Regions from separate parts of the Homo sapiens genome. Here region 2 is linked to region 1. The links are chromatin loops, found by intact Hi-C in ENCODE. Cell type or tissue: heart left ventricle. All regions are shown on one strand.

What was found. A loop is a pair of places that touch in the nucleus more often than their neighbours do. Peaks named below come from ENCODE experiments on the same cell type or tissue, not always from the same donor. Only the 100,000 strongest peaks of a DNase experiment are listed, where the experiment ranks them.
Region 2: it touches region 1 in a loop (5-fold over the local background); 31 of 110 quality-filtered maps call a loop at or near these places.

The regions. Positions count from the first base shown.
Region 1 is chr5:36,413,042-36,418,041 of GRCh38, reverse strand. No RefSeq gene overlaps it. Among named protein-coding and RNA genes, the nearest start is that of RANBP3L, 110 kb to the right of the region's middle. RefSeq lists an enhancer at 1-512. In heart left ventricle, CTCF peaks have their summits at 2,882 and 3,082; no DNase peak of the experiment used is centred here.
Region 2 is chr5:36,610,171-36,615,170 of GRCh38, reverse strand. The region is part of intron 2 of SLC1A3 (solute carrier family 1 member 3); the gene reads right to left. Among named protein-coding and RNA genes, the nearest start is that of SLC1A3, 6.1 kb to the right of the region's middle. In heart left ventricle, no CTCF peak of the experiment used is centred here; no DNase peak of the experiment used is centred here; H3K4me3 peaks cover 904 bases; H3K27ac peaks cover 3,696 bases.

The DNA of each region.
Region 1 (5,000 bases):
CCACTCCTGCTGGTATTCATCCTCAAGAGCAGCTCATGGCCTTATCACTTTCTCTTTGAGGGAGGCATTAGAGTGCCATTCTGCTGCATTCCACAGGGAGAATATTCAGGGAAGCCCTTCCTGAGAATTTGGTTAAAGGTTAAAGCTTAGTTAACCTGGAAACACCCTATTGTTTTTCAAGAAGTCTCACTAACTTTTCACTACCTGGGGCGAGGGCGGGGGTGGAATCTGGGGAATCTGATTTCCTTTTTCCATTGGTTTCTATGACATAATTAGGGCAGCATCTGCAGGGGCACGGATCCGCAAGGTTAAGGAACCCCTCACTCATCTGTCTCTATCTTAGCCAGGGAGCATGCATACTTCTTGAGAGGGGGAGATCGCTCCTTCCAATAGATATTGTTTCACTTACCACCTACAGTTTTTTAAAGCATTAAACAAAATATTACAAATAAGGAAGCTAGGACATAGTACGCTTCAAGTAAATATTAATTCCTTTTCTTCTAGGTTGGAAAGTTCTTCCCTAAACTGATCTGAATTCAACCTCTGTCTTGCACTCAGATTTTTTCTCACTTCACCTTCTGAGTCAGCATGAGGCAAGCACACTTCTCTACATGACAACTCTTGACGTGTTTGAGATAGCTGCCTTCAGTCTCTCCACCATCTCCAGCCATATTTCATGCTCCTCGCTGTCACTATCTCAAGCACAGCCTGTTCTGAAAAGCCCAGCTAAAATAGACCCTCCTTTGCAGTTATTCTATCAATTACCTTGTTTGTTTTCTTCAAGCACTTTCCACCATCTGAAATTTTCTTGTTCATGTATTTGCTTATTTCTTTATTGTTGATGATAATAGGCTCTTTGAAGGCAGAGATCTTGTGTGTTTTATTCACTACTGGCTTTTGTGCCTTAAACTGTGACTGGAAAGCACTCAACAAATATTGGTTAGTTATTCGTTGAATGAGTAAATAAACAAGTCTGAAACCAAAGTCTTTCAGCCATTCCTTATAAAATTGGACTGTATTCTATTTCCTTGGCTCAGGTAACCAGGTAGCTCCATCCTGTAGATGGTAATGAAGGGTAAATGAGCAAAATCAGAGCAAGGAGCATCTGCTCTCCACTTCTCATTCTTCTTCCTTTGGATGCAGTGTGATACTGAGAATAGCAAAAGCTGTCAGAAATTCAGATCTGATATCTGCTGGTATTTTACTGTGTGACTTTGGAAAAGTCTCTCAACCTTTCTGAGCTTCAGGTTTTGCATATAGTGTGATGGTTAATATTGAGTGTCAACTTGATTAGGATTGAAGGATGCAAAGTATTGTTTCTGGGTGTGTCTGTGAGGGTGTTGCCAAAGGAGATTAACATTTGAGTCAGTGGGCTGGGAGAGGTAGACCCAGCCTTAATCTAATCAGCTGCCAGCACAGCTAGAGTAAAGCAGGCAGGAGAAGATGGAAGAGCAGACTTGCTGAGTCTTCCAGCCTTCGTCTTTCTCCTGTGCTGGATGCTTCCTGCTGTCAAACATCAGACTCCAAGTTCTCCAGCTTTTGGACTCTTGGACTTATTCCAGTGGTTTGCTAGGGGCTCTCGGGCCTTCTGCCACAGACTGAAGGCTGGACTGTCGGCTTCCCTACTTTTGAGGTTTTGGGACTCAGACGGATCCACTACTGGCTTCCTTGCTCCTCGACTTGCAGACGGCCTATGGTGGGACTTTACCATGTGATCGTGTGCGTCAATTCTCCTGAATAAACTCCCTTTCAGATATCCACATATCTTATTAGTTCTGTCCTTCTAGAGAGCCCTGACTAACACATATAGAAAACCTAGAAGTCAGACAACTTGGTCTGGAAGGTGCCCTGGGGCTCAGAAGTTCTGTCAATGGAAATAAAAATGCCACACAGGAGCCCCAGTGTGGCTCAAGTGCACTTATGATCTGGTCATTCTCCAGTAGCAAAGGATCAGTGGCTCCCAAACCCAGATGTATGTTTGAATCACCTAGGAAGTCTGTTTTATTAAATCAGCTTTATCAAGGTACAATTTATGTGCAATTAAATGTACATAGTTTAAGTGTACAGTTACATGAGTTTTGACAAATGTATACACCCATGTAGCTGCCACTCCAATAAAAATGTAGAATATTACTATCACACTGGAAAGTTCTCTTATGCCCCATTACAGTCAATCCACCTAACCTCCTGCCCTATACAACCACTGACCTGATTTCTATAACTATTGGTGAGTTGTATTCATTCTATAACTTTATATATATATATAATATATATACTCACATACTTTATATGTTATGTATATGTGTGTGTATATATAGATATGCGCACGCGCGCGCGCACACACACACACACACACACACACACAGTGTGTACCCTTTTGTGTCTGGTTTCTTTTGCTCAGAATCTTGTTTCTGAGATTTGTTCATGTTGCTGCTTATATCAGGAGTTTGTTCTATTTATATATCTGAGTAATCGTCCATCCTAGGAAGCTTCTTAAATGTAGATTCCTGTGCCCCGATGACACTCTTGACATTAGGATATCTGAAGTCCAGAAATCTGTGAGTTTAACATGCTCCAGAGCAAATTGTTATGCAGAATTTGGGCTTAGGTGCCTTTTAATTAGGGGATTTTTCTCTCAAGTTCAAATAGCTCCCACAATGCAGGTGTTTATGGCTAACAGCAACTTGGTCACAGGTTCTGCGCAGGCCTGAGAACTCTCATTTTTGTTGAGCCATCTTAGCTAGATTTAGTGGCCTGTCTTAGCTCATGAACTTCCTTGTGCCTGTAACACATCCCAGAGTGTAGGCTCTGCAAACACTCTTTCAGCTTCAAGGTATCTGTAAATTGAGTTATAGGTCCCAGTGTTCGCAGGTAAGTCTATAACCTTAATTTATAAAATCTCACCCCTGTCATGGAAAAGCAAAGGTGTTCTGAGTAGCTGTCCATTTCAGCTCAGCTGCTGGAATTACTCATGACAGTTTTATGAGATGTTTTACTGTCCGGGAAAGGTTTTTTTTTTTTTTTTTCCCTTAACAAATGAGGGAAGCATTCTTTGACCATGGTACACAAACGCCACCTTCAGGAAGGAAATATAATATTCTTATTAGACCACAAGGAACATAGTTCATTTTCTTATATGAAAACTTTCAAAAAATTCTTGAGTTTAACATGCAATTTTAAAAAATTTTATTCCAGATTTTTAAAATAGGCTTTCAGTTTTAGGTTCAGAGCAAAATTGAGTGGAAGGTATACAGATTTCCATATCCTCCCTGCCCCTTCATACATAAAACCTCCTCCATTGTCACCACCCCTCATCAGAGTGGCATATTTGTTACAATCAATGAACCCACATCATTATCTCTTAGAGACCATAGTTTCATTAGTGTTAACTCTTAACGTACATTCTGTGGATTCTATAAATATCTAATGACATGTATAATATCATACTGACAGGTGCACTGCCTGATATGGTTTGGCTCTGTCCCCACCCAAATCTCATCTTGAATTCCCACGTGTTGTGGGAGGGACCTGGTGGCAGGTAATTGAATCATGGGGGCAGGTCTTTCCTGTGCTGTTCTTGTGATAGTTAATAAGTCTTATGAGGTCCAATGATTATACAAGGGGGAGATTTCCTGCACGAGCTCTTTGCCTGCTGCCATCCATGTGACATGTGACTTGCTCCTCCTTGCCTTCCGCCATGATTGTGAGGCTTCCCCAGCCACATGGAACTGTAAGTCCAATTCAACCTCTTTTTTTTTGTAAGTTGCCCCATCTCAAGTATGTCTTTATCAGCAGCATGAAAACAGACTAATGCAGTGCACTAAAAATTCTCTGTGCTCTGCCTATTCACCCCTCTGTCCTCCCTAACCCCTGCTAACCACTGATCCTTTTACTATGTCTATAGTTTTGCCTTTTTCAGAGTGTCTTGTATTTAATAGTTGGAATCATACATTATGTAACCTTTTAAGATTGGCTTCTATCAATTAATATGCATTTATGCTTCCCTTTTGCCTTTTCATCGCTTGATAGCTTACTTTTTTAGTACTTCATAATATTCCATTATCTGAATGGACAATAATTTATGTATTCATTCACTTACCAGAGGATATCTTGGTTGCTTCTAAGTTTTGGCAATTATTAATAAGGCTGCTATAAACACTCATATACAGGTTTTTGGAAAAACACATTAAGTTTTCAACTTCTTTGGGTTAATACTAAGGATCATGATTACTGAATTGTATAGTGACAATATGTTTAGCTTTGTGAGAAACTATCAAACTGCCTTCCAAAGTGGTTGTACCATTTTGCATTCTCATTAGCAATGAATGAAAGATCCTCTTGCTTGACATCCTTGTCGACATTTGGTGGTTGTCAGTGGTTTGCATTTTGGCTATTCTAATAAGTGTGATATCACTGTTGTTTTAATTTGCAATTCCCTAATGACATACTATGTAAAGCATCTTTTCATATGCTTATTTGTCATCTGTATATCTTCTTTGTTGAGGCAACTGTCAGGTCTGTTGCCCATTTTTAAATTTGGTTGTCATGTTTTTTATTGTTGAGTTTTAAGGATTCTGTGTATATTTTGGATATCAGTCCTTCATCAGCATGTCTTTTGTATTTTCTCCAAAATTATTGCTCGCTTTCTCATTCCCTTGAGAGTGTCTTTTGAAGAGCAGAAGTCTTTAATTTTAATAAAGTCTAGTTTATCAATTATTTCTTTCATGGACTGTGCCTTTTGAAGTATCTAAAAAGTCATCACCATACCTGAGGTAATCAAGATTTTCTCCCATGTTATCTTCTAGGAGTTTTGTAGTTTTGGATTTTGCATTTAAGTCTGTGATTCATTTTGAATTTATTTTTGTGAAGGGCGGAAAATCTATGTCTAGATTCTTTTTATTCCTTGTGAATGTTCAGTTGTTTGACTCTATGTTGAAAATACTCTTTGTTCCATTGTGTTGTCTTTCTGGGGTCTCTCTTCTGTTCCATTGATCTGTCTA
Region 2 (5,000 bases), 200 kb before region 1:
CTCTCAATGCTTTCTTAGCTGCGTCCCAGACATTTGCAGATACAAATCAGAAGGAGGGTGGCCTGGTCATAGCTTACGTGCTACAGAGAGTGCAACAGAAAGTGCTTTGTAAACTGTACCACCACAAAAATGAAAGGTATTATTACTGAAGGTTAATTGTTCTGAACACACTTGCTTATTTGATTACCTACTTGAAAGAGAAATTTGAAATTGCCTGCTCTGTTTCCTCAATATCTGAAATGACAAGAAGAAAAAGAGCAAAATAGAATCCAGAGATACACTTAGAACAACATTAAGACTTCTACCCACTGCTTCAAAACAACCTTTCCCAACTCTCTTGGAAACCAGCCACATTTCTCTCAGGGTTCCAGCCAGCCCCCACTCTGACCAGAGTGGCAGTTAATGGGCAGTAGGCACCAAAGGGCTGGAGGAAAGAAGAAACCAGGGAGGTGGTGAACACTCAGATTGGCCCTGAGAGGTATGAACAAAAAATTCACTATTGAGTGTATTACAACACTTACTAAAACATTTCTTAGCACCTCCCTGTTTTCCTGAGAGAGGCGTCTACTGTCAGGCGCCCCCTCCACTAAGTAGTCTGCTGTGATAACGGCTGCCTGGGGATTACTTTCTGGTTCTGCTCAGGAGGCCAGATCGGTAAGGGACAGATAATGATGGTATCACTTACTCTGAGGCTTTCATTTCTGCATCTAAAAGCCCGTTACAACTATTAAGGCTCTTCCTACAACTCTCTTGGCTCTCTTCTCTAGCTAAGGAAATAGAAGCCACTTCTAAACCAAAACCAGGTGAGTATCTTCTGCCCCCCAGCCTCCCCAAATGCCAGGGTCTTATAGCTCTCTGGAAGATCAGCATCATCAAATCAGTGCATATGACAGCTTGAAGCCATATCAGAGATGTAAATAAAAGATGTGGGGTTTACAATGTCTATGGACACTTTACCTGGCAAGCACTTAGGGAAATCATTTAAGGTGATATGGCTTGTGCATAGCAGAACTGGGATATAAATCTTGGCAGACAGTTTTTATAATTATTCTGTTTTATACATGAAGAAACAGAGGCTCAGTTCCAGAACTGGACATAAACCTAGGCTGTCTGACTCCAGAGCACATAGCTCTGATCTCCACTATACCTTACTGGGCTACACCGTCACAGTAGGAGGCAGCGCCTGGAGTGCTTTTGGAGAAGGTGGGAGAGGGCTGGGAGGCATGTGTGCTGTGGGTACATGTGTTATCACTAGCCCTGACAATTTTTCTGTATTTTTTTTCCCCCAGGGGAGAAGATAAAGCACAGAGAAATCAGACCCTAGTTCTTATAACCTAACCCAGTGTGGCTTCTCCAGAGAAAAACTCTGCAAATCCATAGCTTCCTCCTCCTCCTCTCCCAGCCTCTGCTGAGTGAAAGCACAGCTGAGCTCTGGTAACACCAGGGGACTCAGGATCCCCCTACCCCCAGCTTCTTGAAGCTCCTCTCTCCCTGCTCATTTCCAAGAAGTGTTGAAGAAACCGTAAGTCTGAACCCAGTTATCTGTCCATCGTTGTTTGGATTGCTGTTGTTCAATCAGTGTGAAAATGCCCCGCTATCAGGGGTTCAGGAAGTTGAGAGGTGTGGGCGCCCGACTGTGCCTGCTCCACGAACTCAAGCAGTTGGCTATTGTGGTCCCACTACCAGGTCAGTTCAGTCCAGCAGCTGATAGCAAACCACATTGATTAACCTGCTTGGCTGACCTAACTGGCTTGGTCAGTTACGTCCAGGCACAGAACACCACTACAGCATTTCTGAAAGATTAGTGCTTTTAAGCATGAAGGAGAGGGCCCTAGAGTTACGGAAACTGTTCTGAGAATAGACTCACTTACAGAGTAGACTCATTTATGCAGTAGGATAGCCCGATTCACTGATCCTTATTCACTTGAAATCCAAAGACAGAACTGTCTTCGTTCAGTTTGGAGGTTGTAGGAATACCTTCTAAATCTTGATTTGCAGCAAGCTTCTTCCATTGTATATGCACCTCGGTGGCATCCCGCCCCACAAACTCAACAGGTCCAAACTGAACTTACCCTCGTGCACCCCCAAGGCCCCAGTCTTTCTCCTGTATCCTACCTTCAAATGTGGCATCATCAGCCACTCTGCCACCTAAACCAGAAAGCGGGCCATTGGTCTGCAGTCCACCTTCTCTCATTGAATCAATTGCCAAGTCTCACCAGTGGGCTTTCAGTTCGACCTCTCTTTTCCATCTCTTCCGTTGCTACCTCAGGCAGACCCTCAGCAAATTGCTGGAGTAAAGCCAGAATGGGTGTTATAGCACCCAGAACAGTGTGGTGAATGAGCACCTGGAGCCGGAATGGTGGATTTGAATCCCACTCAGTATTCATCAGCTGTGTGGTAAGGATTTGGGCTTCAGTTTTTTCATCTGTACAATGAGAGTAATAAAATTACCTCCCTCTCTGGGTTGTTGTGAGAATTAAATAAAGTTAATACACTTAAACACAATAGTGCTTTCCATACATTGTGAGTGTTAGCTATTACCATTATTATTATTATTATTATTATTTTTTTTTTCTTATTTGGAGACAGGGTCTCGCTCTGTCATCCAGGCTGGAGTGCAATGGCATGAACATGGCTCACTGCAGCCTCAACCTCCTGGGCTTAAGTGATCCTCCTCCCACTTCAGCCCCCCCAAGTAGCTGGGACTACAGACATGTACCACTACACCCGGATACTTTTTTAAAAAATGTTTTTGGAGAGATGAGAACTTACTATGTTACCCAGATTGATCTTGAACTCCTGGCTCAAGTGATCCTCCCTCCACTGAATTTTAGTGCAATTTAAATTCATTGCCAGAGTATTAGAGAACAGAGGGAAATGCTTTATAAAAATTTAGCCAGGATGATTCACCGATTTCTTTCAAATCCATATAAAGGAGAACTCAAATGTAAACTCTGTGAGTGTGTGTGTATGTGTGTGTGTGTGAGAGATCAATATCAGAGAAAGGAGAACTCAAATGTGAACTGTGCAAGGAGACCATCAGAAAAAGGAGAACTCAAATGCAAACTCTGTGTGTGTGTGTGTGCGTGTGTGTGTGTGTGCGCGTGCGCCAAGACCAACATCAGAGAAAGCTGCTAGTTTACTGTGTTTGTGAATGCCTTCAGGTAAAACTACCACTCAATTCTATGCATTCCTATTTATACATATCCCCCAACCTTGCAGCTGATCTTATGACCCATTTCTTTATATTGTTTGGCCTGAGATTTCATTTTTATTGTGCAATTCATTCCCTAGCCATGGAAAGAGTCAGTGTTCTGTGACTTGAACATGACAAAGACTTTTCCTTTCTTTCAGCTAGATGTCTGAGGTCACTCTAACACAACTTACCACAGTCCAAAGGGAGAAATTTCTTTCTGGAGGAAGAAAGACAATAACCACTCTTCCCAGTGTGGTTTTTGTCAGACGGATGTCCACAACAGCCCTGGCAGACCATTATCTAATGCTTTCATGACGGGCCCTCTAAGGGATGTGGAGCTTGGCACTGTGTTCTCTCGGATTGCTAACCGCTCTTGTTACATGAGCTTTTGTCATGGCATGGCACATTCAGACTTTGACATTGCTTAGAAATGACAGTAGAAATGACATAAAATTGTACAAATGGTTCTATGCTTATGCTTGTAGATGAATTTATATCAAAATATTTATAATTTTCTGCTTTATTTTGAATATATGGATTCACATGTCTTTATCATAATATTTTTCTAGTTTCCACTTCTACACATTAAATCATATACATTTTATTTCAAAAAGGCAAAAAAAAAAAACAGTCTAAACAAAAGATTCAACCCAGTACATAGGTTTTCCCAGTGATTTTTTTTTTTTTTTTTTTTACTAAAAGCAATAAAAACCTAGGAATTTGAAAACTAGGTAATAACTATAGCTCTTCTCATCTCTCATCTTGGGGGAAAATAATTATCTCCTTCTTCCTTGCTAGCATCTTTCTTGTTTTTTCTTATGCTACAGCAAATAAATTAAGAGTTGGTGTACAGACACATTCTTTTCCTATCTCTTAGGACTGGTAGACATGGAACCCAGTGACAAGCTAAATAGAGCCTTTATATTCACTGGGTTCTTGATGGAAGACACACTAACAGATAACTGAAGGGTTCTTCCTTCTCTCCTAAATCTGTTTGCTCCTAAGTTGTCTATTTGCTATTCCAAGTCTTTGATGTAGACTCAGTGGTCTCTTTGACTGTCAATGAGCTCTTTTTATGTGTTTCTTTGTTAGTGCCTTCTTCTTGCTGCTTCTGCCTCCTCAGTTTCCATTAGTAAAGCCAACCATGAGGGCACCCGGCCAACTTATCTACCCTAGCTCAGCCAACTCTTATTGCAATTCTCACAAATCTTAGGAAAGCCCTCACTGGGTGAGGAATGATCCCAGAACTCCTAGAGAAAAATAGACTAGGGATGATCCCAGAACTCCTAGAGAAAAACAGACTTTTAAATCCTGGCATTATCTTCTTTTTATTAGAGATGTTATTGCTTTGTACTAATGACTTAGGAACTTCCTTCTCCATCAATCTGTCTTCCATGTTCAAGTTTTATGAATTTCCATTCCTGTATTCTTGAATGGAAACATTTCTGTCTTAGAAATTCCACTCTTCTGGTGTTTACAACACCATTTTGAATGGTGTTTCTCCATCTTTTTCAAATATACTCCAGTATTACTGAGCTCTATTTATTATACGTATAGGATCATGAATTATAAATGAGTATGTGTTAAATGAATGAGAAGGAAGTGGCTTAATGGTCTATAGGAGAACTGTAAGTTTTCTTTTGAGGTAACCGGGTAAATCATGCAGTTAAATGACAATGCTGTGTGAATGCACTGCTAGCTAACTGGCCTTCATCAACTCATGAGGGTATTTCTCTTCCTGGCATCTCTTAAAAGATGTCAACTAGCAGCAGAGCAGAGGAAGAATAGAGTGGTTAAGAGAATG